Linked DNA regions of Homo sapiens: region 1 is linked to region 2. Evidence: read pairs that join two places in POLR2A ChIA-PET (ENCODE). Cell type or tissue: IMR-90. All regions are shown on one strand. Links, peaks and the distances in the headings refer to the core of each region. The heading gives the core; the rest is flanking DNA.

Region 1 (7,616 bases), core at 2,221-6,220, 440 kb before region 2:
TGCTGCAGGGCTGTTGTCCTGAACTTCCCTTCAGCCTCATTGGAGACATTGCTTCATCTCTCTCCCATACTCGACTCCCTCTTTATAGGATCCTATGTCTTCCTCTTGACTGGTTTACTCCAGCAGCTTCCTGAGAAAGAGTGCATGGGAAGTAAGTTTTTTTTGAGGCCTTTCATGGCTGCAAATGTCATAATTCTACCCCATGCATGTTAGTACAATCCATTGAGATTGAAAAATTATTAGAATAGGAAACACCATATTGCAATTATTCATCCCCAGGTTTAGCCAAGTGTGAGAGGAATTCCAAAATAATAGTGACTTGAACGAAATTGAGATTTTATCTCTGTCACATAAAGGTTGCCATAAGTAATCCAGGGCTGGTGTGCTTGCTCCACAGGTGTCAAGAGCCTGGGCTCTTTCTATCCGGGTACTCACCATCCTCAACAGGCATCCTTCGTTTCATGGTTCAGGACAGCTGCTTCAGCTTCAAGCTTCACATTCTCAGTCTAACTTACAAGAATAAGAAAAAGGAAGGAGAAGGACAGGGGACCACCCTTTCAGGACATTCCCTAAAAGTTGCATACCTGACTTCTACTTCCAACCCATTGACCAGAATGCACTCATCTGACTGCATGAACAGTCCATCCTTATTTTACCCTTGTGTTTAACCTTAATTTCATGACACCTCCCACAGATTTTATTGTACCTATATGTCTGCATCATTACTATTATTAGATTTTAAGCATATGGTGTGACATAAACATGCCTCTTAATTTTTATTATATCTTCACTTAGTAACCCAGATGTTGGGTGCCACTAACCATTACTTCTGTTTTGTAGGCTATATGAAGTTTGAAGCACAATATTACCATACTTCCCCAGAAGAAACTTCACTCCACAAATCATTAATGATTTTTGAAGGTTGGCCTGATTGTCTTCCTGGGGAACTTTGTCCATATTGGTAATTTATTTATTTATTTATTTAGAGACAGGATTTCCCTTTGTCACTGAGGCTGGAGTACAGTGGCAAAATCTATAGCCCGCTGCAGCCTTGAACTCCTGGGCTCAGGCTCAAGTGATGCTCCCACCTCAGCCTCCCAAGTAGCTAGAACTACAGGTATGCACCACCACATCCAATTAATTTTTTAAAATTTTGTGTAGAGATGGGGTTTGTATTAGCCTGTTTTCACACTGCTATAAAGATGCTACCTGAGACTGGGTAATTTCTAAAGAAAGGAGGTTTAATTGACTCTCAGTTCCATTCTGCATGGCTGGGAGTCTTCAGGAAACTTACAATCATGATGGAAGGTGAAGGAGAAGCAAGGCACCTCTTACATGGCGGCAGGAGGAGCAGGGGGAAGCGCCACACTTTTAAACCATCAGATCTCATGAGAACCCACTCACTATCATGAAAACAACATGGGGGAACCACCCACATGATCCAATCACCTCCCACCAGGTTCCTCCCTTGACACATGGGGATTACCATTCAAGATGAGATTTGAGTGGGGCCACAGAGCCAAACCATATCAGGGCCTTGCTATGTTGCCCAAGCGGTGGTGTAATCATACCTCACTGTAACCTTGAATTCCTGGGGTCAAGTGACCCTCCCACCTCAGCCTCCCAAAGTGTGGGGATTACAGCCATAAGTCACCACACCTGGCCAATATTGGCAGCTTTAGGCTTCAGAACTGTTTTTATCTTTTTTGGTGAGGAGGTCATGTAATGTAAAGCAGGGGAGGTGTTTTGTGTTTCCCACCTTGCAGAGTAAGGTGGCTTGTATCAGAAGAAAATGAATTCTACATTAATAAAAGGGCAGAGAAGAAAGAAGTTCCTTGGATTAGATTGATTTAGTTATTCCAAAATGTATACATATATCAAAATATCGGCCTGGCATGGTGGCTCACACCTGTCATCCCAACACTTTGGGAGGCCATGGCGGGCAGATCACTTGAGGTCAGCAGTTCAAGACCAGCCTGGCCAACATGCTGAAATCTCATCTCTACTAAAAATACAAAAATTATCTGGGCATGGTGGCTTGCACCTGTAATCCCAGCTATTCAGAAAGCTGAGGCAGGAGAATTGCTTCAACCCAGGAGGTGGATGTTGCAGTGAGCGAGATCATACTGCTGCACTTCAGCCTGGACAACACAGCGAGACTCTGTCTCAAAAAAAAAAAAAAAGAAGAAGAAGAGAAAAAACTATCACGTGTGCACCACCAAAACTATACACAATTTTTACTTGTCAATTAAAAATAAAGGACCAGGCATGGTGGCTTATTCCTGTAATCTCAGTACTTTGAAGACCAAGGCAGGTGGATCACCTGATCCCAGGAATTCAAGACCAGCCGTCTCTACCAAAAATACAACAAATTAGCCAGGAGTAATGGTATGCACCTGTGGTCCCAGCCACTCAGGAGGCTGAGGTGGGAGGATTGCTTGAGCCTGGGAGGCTGAGGTTACAGTGAGTTGAGACTGCACCACTGCACTCCAACCTGAGTGAGAGAGTGATACCCCATCTCAGAAAAACAAAAATAAAAAATAAAGGAAAAGCAGGGAGGAAGAAGACTCTCGGCAGCATTTGAGCCCCTCATTCTGTTTTACGATCCAGCTGCATCTGTGCTCTTTCAATGGTTTGGTTGTTCAATAGTTCCATGGATCCTATTAGTCAATGTATGAGTCAGCGTTCTCCAGACCAGTAGAACCAATAGAATGTGTCTGTGAGTATGTGAGTGTCTGTGTGGTGGGAGAGGGGGGTGGAGAGAGAGATTTATTATGTGAAATTGGCTCATATGATTATGGAAGCTGAGAAGCCCCAAGATCTGCAGTTGCTAAGCTGGAGATCCAGAAGAGCCAATGGTGTAAGTCCAGTCCAAGAGCCAGGAGGCTCAAGACCCAAGACGACCAGATGTTTTGGTTTGAGTCAGAAGACAGAAAAAGACTGACTGCCAGCTCAAAGTGGTCAGGCAGGAAGAGTTCCTTTTTTTATCTGGGGGAGGGCCAGCCTTTTTGTTCTATTCAGGCCTTCAACTGGTTGGAAGAGGATAACTCACATTTGGGAGGGCAATCTGCTTTACTCAGTCTACTGATTCAGATGTTAGTCTCACCCAAAATCACTCTCACACACAAACCCAGAAATAATATGTAACCAAATATCTGGGCACCCCAAGGCCCAGTTGACATATAAAATTACCATTACAGTCAGAAAATTCTCCCTTTTGTCCAAGACTGTTTAGTCTGGGTTTTAGTCACTTGAAAACAAAGTAATCCTTGCAGCCAGGTGTGGTAGCTCAAACCTGTAATCCCAGCACTTTGGGAGGCCTAGGTTGGAGTACTGCCTGAGCCCAGGAGTTCAGGACCAGCCTGGATAACATAGTGAGACCTTATCTCTAAAAAAAATAAATAAATTAAATAAATTAAAATAATAATAATAATCCTGACATTCATATTCAAAGTCACTTATTGTATTTGCAACAGAGCTTTCTCATTGTGCACATGGCTAGTTTCCCATGCATGTATGTGTTGCAGGGGGTGATGAGGGCAGAGGATGGGAGGGTAGGGGAGGTTAGAGAGTGATGACAAAAGGGTATGGAGTTTCTTTGGAGGATGATGAAAATGTTCCAAAAGTGATGATGAATATACAACTCTGTGGATATATGAAAAGCCATTTGTCCTGCAGCAGATATAACACAGGCTCCTAAAAAAGGAGCAGTGATGGCAATTAATATCCCCACAGAGGACCAGACAAGCCATGTGCCTGTAGCAGCAGAGCCAGAAGTGCCAACCAAATTTATCCCTGTGGCCAGGGCCAAGAGGGTTTCTCAATGAGATTAAAGGGCATCAATCACTTTGGTGCCCCCAAAGTAAAAAGGTCTGCCTGAACAAACATTTTCAATGTAGTAAAAATAAAATAAAAAAGTTTTAAGAAACATTGAGTTCATATCCTAACATGAACATTAGGTTTTCTTTCACTTAGACTTATCATCAAGAGCACCATCCTAGCAGATTCTTTTTAAGGTTTACTTAGAAGGCATGTCTAGGAAATCAAAAATCTATATTTAAAAAAAAATGTATGGATCATTCAGCAGTTTCTTGGATATATACATTTTTACGTAGTCATCCTCTGAACATTAACTGTGAGCCCTCTGTGGGTGAGGGGCCATCATCATCCCTGAGTGCATAGAGATGAGCAAGACATAGTCCCAGCCAGGAGGAGCTCATGGCCCAGAAGTGGAGTCAGCTCAGGTGATCACAGTCCAGCAGGATAAGAGCTGCCTTTGGAAGGGGTTGGGGGCATGATCTGAGGATCTGAGGGCATGAAGGAGAGAGTCACCTGGGGGCCCCAGAAGCAGAGCTGCGATGGTCTAGTTATGAATGGCATATTGTGATGCTCATTTACCTTCCTGAGCCTCCATTTTCCCACCAGCAAAGTGAAGCCAATTAAAGAATGATTGCGTCAGTGCACTAACTGGTCTGACTTGAAAGAAACCACAGATCAAATGCAACTTACATCATGCTGTGAGTTAGCTCCCTTGGAAAACTGTGACTCAATGTATAAATTTCTAGAAGGAGTTACCTAAATACAAGAATTCCATTAGTATTATCAAATTTCTCATTCGTTTCTTCATTCAATAAACATTTCTTGAGCATCTACTACCCATGCTTCTGAAACTGAAATACACGACAGGGGTAGGTGGCAGTGTATCAAATGGTATAGACTCAGCAATTCAACATTGCAGATCTGCTTGGAGCATTAGGTTTATTCAGGGTAAGCAATTCATAACATTTTTATATTAAAACAAGCATGGATATACTACAGAGAAGAATGCAAAATGCATATGAAGTTTTAGGATAAAGCATTTTGAGTTCATAGTAGACTTCTCTGATATGTGTCTTACAGAATTTGGGGTGAAACTTGTGCATTCTCTGTTGCTATTAATTAAATATCAGTTGTTAAGTATCTTAAAAGATGCAAAACATACATCCCTCCAAAAGTGTATAATCTGAGCTGAAACAGGATATCTAAAACTATAAATCAAATAGATACCCATATGTGTCTTTTGAGAAGTATGAGATTGCTTCTGTGTCTGTGAGGTCATTTTATATCAGACGCCTGATGGGACAGAACTATGAAAAACCAATTCAGGGGCCCCACCAGAGAGAATCTGGAGAAGAAAATGAAATTCATCTGGTTACTCATTAAAGAAACAGATTCAAGAATAGCAGAAGAAGGGTCCCTGTAAAGTAAAAGCTCACATCCACTCAGGCAGTCAAGGCAGATGGCTTGGACGGATGGAGAGGATCACAAACGGCAGGGATTGGGAGAAGCCCATTCCAGCTGAACAGAGTGACACCGAGAAAAGGAACAAAGTAAAGCAAAGAAAAGTTGTATTTGGGGTTCAAGGATTAATCAGTTGGTCTAAATCAGAAGTTTGACCAAGCATGCCAGCACAGCCTAATGAAGGGACCTTGAAACCAAGGGCAAAGAATGTGAAATGCACCTGCCATTTAGCACATGCTCAAATGGAGTTTGCTGAATTAAATGAGCAGGACCAGGCTGATGAGATAATGCACCCCACTGAGCCCTGGCAGGTTACAACCAGTTAGCACCAGAGTCTGCCTTGAAGAGTTTCCAGCCTGCTTGCTCCTCCCTTTCCCTCACCTCCCTGTCTAGTCTCTCCCATTCCAACACACATACAGAAAAAAAAAAATGTTGCAATACCACTCTCAACATTAGCTTCAATATACATAGTTAAGTCCACAAGTAGTCCTGTGTGATGGCTCATCCAGAGGGTGGAGTAACTTGTGCTGGGTGAATAAAGGGGTAGAGAATTGTGACTGCCCAATTTTGGGTGTGCGCTATCCTTGCAAGTTTGTCATTTTGGGGTCTTCATAGTTGCCAGATTGTCCATTCACCTTGCAAAGGAACTATGTCTTGACTAATTTAGTTTCCTGTGGCTAGCACATAGTGTGGAGGTTTGAGAGAGTCAATATACATAACAGCCTTCTTCCCCACTCAATCTCTGAACCAACTGAAAGGTATAAAGGAATCAAGCAGATAAAGATGTAAAAATCAGCAGCTTGACTGCTCATAAAAGCTGAAAGGGAGCATGTGGCTTAGGTATGCAACAACAATGGGTGTCCTGATAACTGAACCCAAGAATTAGGCAGACTCACCCACACAGCCACAGGCAGCCCTAGAAAAAGCACAGGTCTCACCCACAGATGCAGAGCCTGTATTTCATAACCAACTGCAGAACAGAGTGTGTGCTCTGGGGCAGGCCAATCCCAAAAACAGAAAGGGAGGGGAAAAGCCTGAATGAAGCAGGCCAGCAACTTATTCCCAAACCACCAGTACCTCCTGAGGGAGACTTAAGCCAGTTGGTAAGGATAGGCCATAAGTGTTACCCTAGTAAGTGTCCTTAGGGTCTAAGAGTTTCCCCCAATATGTGGCATCACTAGCCATGCATCTGCTTGGTTGTCTATGTAATGGGGAACTTACTAAGGCCAACTTCAAACAAGGGACCTATTCAGAGAAGGTGTTCAGTTATTCCAGCTGGTCTCCTCTCTGCAGATGGAAGCTGCAGCACATCTTCTTGTCCCAGGAAGAATCATTTGATCAGCCCCTCTTGGTTTTGAAGTGTATTGTCCAGGAGGCATTGGAGGATGATAAAGGGTGTACAAAAGAATCCCTGTTCATCTTGGAGATCTCTGGAATGCAAAGCAGGTCACTGGGGAGGGATGGTGTCAATTTGTATAAGGGCCTTTGGGGAAAGAAAGAATGGGGCCCAACACCTGCTTTCACAGATCTGAAAACTTAGAAACTGGCTGGTTGCAATACTATGGTGACAATAGCGTCAATCTTCCCCAAGAAACAATAAAACTTTGAAATACAAAGTAGATTATAGCAAAAGACTTTTATCTTTTATTTATTTTTAAAAACACACATTTCCTAGAAGGTGCCAAATTTTCAACAACAGAAAAGAAAGTCTACTGATTCAAAGGATGCTTTTGCCAAGTACTGTATATGTATACCTATACATATATTAATTTGACAATACTGAATCTGTGGTAATCACCACAAATAGGACTATATGAAAATTGCATAGTATAATAGACGTATGTGAGGTTTTAGGCCAATTAATAATATGCATGACATAGTGACTAGTTCAAACATTTAGTCTATTTACTAAAACCAAAATATTCCAACCTAGTAGCACACTTATAAAAGATAATTACACTAATTACAAGTAATTACTGCAAGTTCATTTTTAAATTTTAAAGAGGCTTGATGTGCTGTCTTCTTGGAAACAGCCTAGTGTGTATTCTACATGCATATTAAGTTCATAGAGTTTGTTGATGAAAAATGTCAAACTCTGTAAAATATTTGAAGAGATTTATACTGAGCCAAATGTGAGTGACCTGTGACACACCCCTCAGCAGCTCCTGAGAACATGTGCTCAAGGTGATCAGGCTACAATTTGGCTTGATACATTTTAGGGAGGCAAATGACATCAATCAATACAAGTAAGATATACGTTGGTTTGTTCAGGAAAGGCAGGGCAACTAGAAGCAGAGGGGCTTCCACATCACAGGTAGGTTCAAACATTTTCTCAT
Region 2 (7,616 bases), core at 1,666-5,665:
GTTAGAAAGCTTACTGTCTGTTAGAGAAACAGACTATACATTCCCCATCTAAAAGAAACGCCACAACTTAGCTTCCCAACAGTGTTTAGCTTAACAACTAAACATAGTAATCAACACTCGGCTGGAATACATTAAAAGTGCTAGGGGAGTATGTAGCATCTATCTAAAGGAGTGGTTTCAGAAAGGAACCAACATCTGAGCTGAGTGTTGAAAGACAAGTAATTCTAGACAGGCATCTATGGCAGTTTGGGGAGGGGAGGTTAAATGCAAAGAAATGGAGAATGTGTGAATGAAGGCTTGTAAGCGTGAGAAAGCATGGTGTTCCAGACACTTCCAACTAGTACCGCCTACCTTGGGCACAGAGTTCAAAAAAATGCAAGTAGAGTGTGATGAGACATGAGGCTGAAGGCATAGGAAGGGGCAAGATCATGGGGATCTTGCATTTCATAGTAACAAACTGGTTTTATCTAAACCAGTAGGAGCTCTTAAAGGATTTTTAGTTGGCGTATTAGGGTTTGCATTTTAGGAGGATCACTCTAGCCACAGGATAGAAAATAGAGCAGGGAGGAGGAGAGGACAGTTGGTAAGGAATCTGTTAGAAGAATTTGGGCAAAAGATAATGTGGGACTGTCCCAAGACAATTGCAGAGGTAATGAAGAAGGAAGAGAGATGGTTTACAAAAAGACCAAGGAAGTAACTGATGGGATTTAATGGGAAAGTGGGGAAGAGGCATCAAGGATTTGATGAATGGCCTTGACAGGTAGATCAATGTTGCACCACTCAAGAGAGTGGGAATGCAGGAACAGATCTTACAGCAGGGAAGGAGAGGGGGCAATGAGTTCCGTCTTGGACATGTTGACTCAGAAGTGACCCAGAAACATACTAAAGGAGGTGCCTGGTGGTCAGTTAAATTTTGGGATCTGAAGTTTTAGAGGAAAACTTGGGTGGAAGTAACAAATTAAGGGTTTCAGTGTTGTATAAGTGAATGGCTGAAACCATGGAAGGAAAACTGAAAAGAACAGAAGGCAACAACTAAAGGAAACCTGAGAAACTGGATATTTTAGGACTAGACAGAAGCAGGGGCCATCAGTCCAGAAGGAACCCTGGAGCCTGGCTATGCTGTATATTAATAAAAATCTCACTTAAAGATTTCTCATCCTTGCTGAGAGTCCCGATTTTTTTTCCCTCTGGCACCTGAGCCCACTCTTGGTGCCTTGGTGCCATTGAAGTGGTCTTTCGGAAGCCAAGGGAGGAACTTTTCAAGAAGGAAGTTATTGATCAAGTATTGTAAGGTTGAGAAAGATTAAAAATTGAAGCTCTACTTACTTTTTTGTTGATTAGAATTATATAGATAAAAAATGTTTTATTGCAGTTTAGTCTTGGCATTAGAATTTATCCTAAACTTTATTTTTTTATGTAGAAAGCATATTTGTTACTAATTTTTTAGTTAATAATATCTGAGAATTTCTAGCAAGATGTATGTATAATAGCATGGGAGTATGATGGAGAAGCTTGGCTTTCCTTTTCCTTCTGATTCAGAAATCGATCGTTATTTGAAGCAGTGATGCAAATTCTCAAAACATTTTATATACTTAATTTCAATTTGTTGCATCAAAAATTCCTCAGTACCTGCCATGCATAGGCACTGGAGATACACCAAAGGTATAGAGGCAATCACACATGGTCCAGTGGATACATGTGTAGTAGGGAAGTCAGGCACATAAACAGTTTACAGTCAGCATGGTAAGTGTCCAAGTTTGATTACACAGAGGTGGTGGTGGTAGAACAGAAGGCCTCCTTAAAAGTCTGGAGTCATCATTAAAAGATGATTAGAAGTTTACTTAGTGGATATTCCATGCAAAGGGGCAACATAGGCTAAAACACGGGTCTATAAAAGAGCATGGTGTGTTTGGAAAACAAGAGCAAGCTCAGTTTTGCTGGTGTGTGAAGTTCAGAGAGGGGGAAGTGGTCGTAGTTGAGGCTAGGGAGAGAAGGATGATCAGTTGAGCATAAAGGGACTCGTATGACATGCAGATGAGCTTGAATTTTATTTTCAAATGCAAATTTAAAACACTTTACAAAGTCAAATATAAATGAGTTTTTGATTATCATAGAATTTTTACTGAAATAAATTTTGGAAGTATTACACATCAGATTTGTAATAAGAATCTACATAGAAGTGTTCCTCTTTTGTTACTTCAGTATTTGCTAAACCACATTGCTGAAGCATACTTGACAATATGCTTTGAAAAAGCGCCAAAATTTAACAAATATTAAGTCTGAGTGGTAAGAAAACAGATGATTTGATATTTAAAATATAAATCTTTTTTACATTTTCTGAGTTTTGGGTATATTTTATAATCATGGTGGGGAAAGGTGGAGATGGTGGTTTTTAAAGAATGCAGATTACATTTAAAGTAGGAATAGGCTTTCTGATAATCTCAGATGTAAAATTATTATTTCCAATAAAGTCTCTTGATTAAAAATATATATATATCATTACCTTTGATCTTTGTTAACATCTGCCTCATGCAAAGTAATTTCTCTCCTCATCTTTTTTTTTATTTGTAAAAAATATTATAGGTGCACTGTTAACCCTTTTAAGTTTCTTTTATGTTGAAATATTTGAGCCAAACACTGACATTTTGTTTCTGTGTAGACACCAATTATTGGAAACAAATATGGTGATCAGCACAGTGCGGCTGGAAGAAATGGGAAACCAAAAGTTATTGCTGTCACTAGAAGTACTTCCTCAACTTCTTCTGGTTCTAATTCTAATGCCTTGGTTCCTGTTAGTTGGAAAAGGCCACAGTTATCACAGGTACATAAAGAATATCAAAATGGAACATTCATAGAACAGAAGAATCAGTTTTGTTATAGGTATGAAAACTTGAGAATTTGTCTTATTTTATCAGCAGTCCTAACATTTTAATTTTTTTTTTTCCTTTAGCGAAGAACAAGAGAAAAGCTAATGAATGTGCTTTCTCTCTGTGGTCCAGAATCTGGCCTCCCAAAGAACCCATCAGTGAGTAATCATGAAGACCTGTGTCAAGGTCTTAAAGATCATGTTATTCCTTGAAGAAATGATCTGTCTCCTTGCTTGCCTTTTCTAATTTACCTTACTTACGGTATTAACTCAGAATGAAAAAAAGATTTCTTATCTCTTGTGACACCTGGCAGCCATGCTAACTATGTGTTCAACTAGTTAAACATGAAGACCAAATTTAAGCTGTGAATTCATTGAAGAATGAGGCCTGCGGTGGCTTTGGGGTACTGATACCTCATACGCAGAGTGACAAATCTGATGGATGGACTTTTTTTTTTTTTTTAATCGGGCATCAGGTTGTATTTTCTTCTAATGAGGATTTGGAAGTCGGTGACCAACAGACTAGCCTAATTTCTACAACAGAAGACATAAATCAAGAGGAAGAAGTAGCTGTGGAAGATAATAGCAGTGAACAACAGTTTGGTGTTTTTAAGGATTTTGACTTTTTAGATGTTGAATTGGAAGATGCAGAGGTAAGGATGTGGGCTTTCTCTGTTAATATTTATAGAACAGTTGTATGAGAATTAAGGATTTGATCACAGGATCATTCCTTATTGAGGTCAGTGTAAGGTCAAAAAGGTAAAAATCTAAATTAGGAATTAAATTTGATTACCACAATTAGTCAATAGAATAAGTCTGAGATAAAAGAGAAACATTCCATTTTTCATCTTTATCTTTAAAAATATAAAATTAAAAAATGGCTTCCTTCAAAATTATTTTCAGGGTATGCTTAGACTTAAATGTTTTGCATGATTTGTCTTACAAACTAATATGCAGCCAAATGGTAAAAATTTATATGAGAATTGATTAAGGACAACTTTAAAGAGAGTTGCACTTACCACTAAATTGCACATTCATCAACTCTCATGTACATATACATATACTACTCATATACAGCTCATACACATTCATCAATTCTCATGTACATATACATATACTACTCATATACACACTTACCACTAAATTGACATATCACAAAGGGTTTGTCTTTCTAGAACTCTTCCCTTTGGCAAATGACTGAGCTTCTTTCTTTGACATTCGAAATCACTTTCTTCTTTATGATGTAGGTAACTCTCTCAAATGCCTGGTTTCATTTAATACTCAAAGCGTTTCTCTTCTAAATTGATTTAGTCTGGATTACATTATATTGGTAGTTATGTCAGTTGAGATGCTTTCTAAATGGAATTTAAAACTCAGAAAGTAGATTTATTAGCCCACAAAACTAGTCCAGAATTAGAGCTTATATTTAGATATGGCTCAATGAAGTTTCTGGCTGTTTATCTGCAGTTCTCTAGGCTCTCCCCTTCTCTGCCAGTCAGCTTGACCTCAGATAGCAGCAAAACCGTCTTCATTGCTGGGTAATCTTAGCCCCACACACAGCAGTGTTTGAAGGAGGTGAGGGTCACATCCAGAAATGCTCTCAGAAAAGTAAGGAAGCTGCTTTCCTAAATGGTCTTAGCAAACTTCTTGTAACATCTCATTGGCCCAAATTAGGACACATGCTACTTTCTGAAACAACCACTCTAGTGAATAGAATAGGATTACCCTGGTTGTCTTAGGCTATTAGAGATCCATTTCTGTAGCTGAGCTCAGTTCCCTAAACCACAGTCTCTTAACCCTGAAAGTTTATATCAAATAGATTTGTTTTAAACATGTACATTTTGAAATTGCTACAAATATCTGTATGCAAGAAGACCAAAATGCCTTAATACCAAGTATCTGTATACCATATCTTGATGTATCTTTTTCTAAAGAATCAAAACTCATAGCTCAAATACATTTAGCTCTCATATACATATACATATACTATTCATATACAGCTCATACACATTCATCAGCTCATATACATACACATATACAACTCATATACAGCTCATACACATTCATCAACTCTCATGTACATATACATGTACTACTAATATACAGCTCATACACATTCATCAGCTCTCATATACATACACATATACAACTCATATACAGCTCATACACATTCATCAACTCTCATGTACATATACATATACTACTCATATACAGCTCATACACATTCATCAACTCATGTACATATATACATATACTACTCATATACAGCTCATACACATTCATCAACTCTCATGTACATATACTACTCATATACAGCTCATACACATTCATCAGCTCTCGTATACATATACAACTCATACAGATCATACACATCCATCAACTCTCATGTACATATACATATACAACTCATATACAGCTCATACACATTCATCAGCTCTCGTATACATATACATATACAACTCATACAGATCATACACACTGATCAACTCTCATGTACATATACATATACAACTCATATACAGCTTATACACATTCATCAGCTCTTCTTGTAGGGGTGTTTCCTTTGGCTCTAATAGGTGAGGCGGAGGAATGAAATGTAATGCACTCTCCCGTATCACACTGTTCATTGTCCATGGAAGACCAGTTTGAGGAAGTAAAGTTCCCTCTCCTCAACATGCCTCAGTGCCCCCTGCAGATGTGAGGATGTGACCATGGTGCCTCCAAGTAATGCAAATGCCTTCATGTCAGTTTAGGAGCTGTGTAGGCTCCTATGGAATACTCCACCATTTACATTTTCCCAAAGACACAATTGTACAGGTTCATAGGAACTCAAGAACAGGTATTATTTAGCACCTTTCAGAGCAGTAGCTTTTAAACTTTTTTTTGACACTAATCCACAGTTAATACATTTTACATCACATCCAAGTGTGTGTATATATATATATATATATATATATATATATATACCTTTAAAAATAAAAGTTGCAAGAATATGCATCCAAACTCTATGCTGTGCATACTGATATTTTCTATTCTCTTCCTTTTCATTCTTTTTTTTTTTTTTTCAAAAAGTGTAGGTTACCACCCTAAAATTAGTTTCACACTCATCATTTGAAAAAATATATTGTAGGAAATAGAACAGACTTGCACAACCAAGTAACGGAGTGGAATAGGTTAAAGAGACCTGCTGCCCTACCCAAGGCCAGGAGCAGCTTCTAAACTCTTCTGTAGTTAGTTGCTTTTTTCAGTCCAGAATTTAAATTTCTAAAGGCAGCTCTTGACATTTTTGTAATGGTAAGGTTATTTTTCTTTTTGTTTGCCTCTTGTTTAAAGAGAACTGTAAATGCTTTCAAGTTCATTCAGTGCTCTAAAATGTCAGTGGTAATAAACATGGCTTTTAATAGAACCTTAGAATGGACTAAGGATGTTCATTTGTAGTTCTGTCTTTAATTCAAGTCACAGTAATCAGGGGTGGGGTGGAGCACGCTAATTTATCCCTCATAATTACGCCAAATCAGCGATACACATTTTCTAAAACCTGGATATAGTCTTGTTTAAAACATGGTAATAGGAAATACTTTGATTGCTACAAAACAAACTTAACCACTAATGAAAATTATAATAAAATATCTCCTCACTTTGAAAGCCCACAGTGCATATTCATTCACTCACCAAATATATATTGAGTGCTGTTGCCATTATGTGTTTTGGTACATAATAATATTTGAAATGATATGTTCCAGGAAGGTGGTTTTCAAACTCTGACATGCAGGGCCCTAGGGCTTCCAAGATATCTTCAGAAACAGCCGGGACAGATTCAAAGATCCAATGGGCCAAGTTCCTGGACACCTTCAACCAGAGCAGCTCTGGTTTTCTGTTTTGCACAATTGACTGCCATCTAAAATTTCATTTGAAATAAGTATTCTTCTGCTTTCAAAAAAAAAAAAAAGATTTGAAAACTTCTAATCTGGACAATTCCTGTGTAAAGGGATACAGAAAAAAAAAATCATATTTTGGTAGCCAGCTCAATATAGTTTGTCATATCAGGGCCTAAGAAAAATTGTAGGGATTATATCCTTACAAAAGGAGGAGCAGCTTAGAATAACAGAAACATAACTTATATAAATCCTTAAGTGGGAGAAATTGAAATTTGTCATATTTCCTCTTGACCTTTTAAAATTGGCAACAGTTATGTTTTGATGGCTGTGATCTTGATTTTAAATTATATTTTGTAGCAAAAAATGACCATTGAATTTAGCCAGAGCTATCCTACCAACTGAAATAATTGTGACCTTGTATGTTGTCAAGTGCATGTGGGTATTTAAAGTCAGTTTTTGCATTGTACTAAGTATTAAACCTTTGTAAATCTTGAAGATTTTCTTAAAGTTTGTGTTGCCAAAGTGTATCATAGAAATGTTGTTTTAAGTGTCTGTCTCTGACTTTTTCACAACATATTTTGCATAAAAAAAGATTTGAATCACATGTTGACTTTCTGCACAAAGCTTAATCCAGAGCTTGAATCAGTCTTTGGGTTTGAGAAATCACAAAGAGTTTGCCCCAAAAGTGTAGTGTATATTTAAATGTTTGTCTTCGTTTTTTTCTAATTCTGTGTGTTTTCCTTTTTGCTAACCAGGAGCTGCAGGTAAGTTGCAGCCTGGTGTTATGGATTGTTTATTTGTTGTCATCTGTGATGTATTTGTCTTCTTTGTGGTCTCATTCATGTTTGTGTATTAGAATAGAAATGGCTTAG

Evidence for each region. ChIA-PET counts read pairs that join two places held together with the same protein. Peaks named below come from ENCODE experiments on the same cell type or tissue, not always from the same donor. Only the 100,000 strongest peaks of a DNase experiment are listed, where the experiment ranks them.
Region 1: POLR2A ChIA-PET joins it to region 2 with 5 read pairs; 2 of 35 experiments call an interaction of 5 or more read pairs at or near these places.

The regions. Positions count from the first base shown.
Region 1 is chr4:48,965,883-48,973,498 of GRCh38, reverse strand. No RefSeq gene overlaps it. Among named protein-coding and RNA genes, the nearest start is that of CWH43, 17 kb to the left of the region's middle. In IMR-90, for the core only: no CTCF peak of the experiment used is centred there; DNase peaks (open chromatin) are centred at 2,798 and 4,508; H3K27ac peaks cover 216 bases.
Region 2 is chr4:48,523,380-48,530,995 of GRCh38, reverse strand. FRYL (FRY like transcription coactivator) reads left to right here. Exons shown (of 64, transcript NM_015030.2): 51 at 2,660-2,821; 52 at 2,951-3,025; 53 at 3,343-3,519. Among named protein-coding and RNA genes, the nearest start is that of ZAR1, 37 kb to the right of the region's middle. In IMR-90, for the core only: no CTCF peak of the experiment used is centred there; no DNase peak of the experiment used is centred there.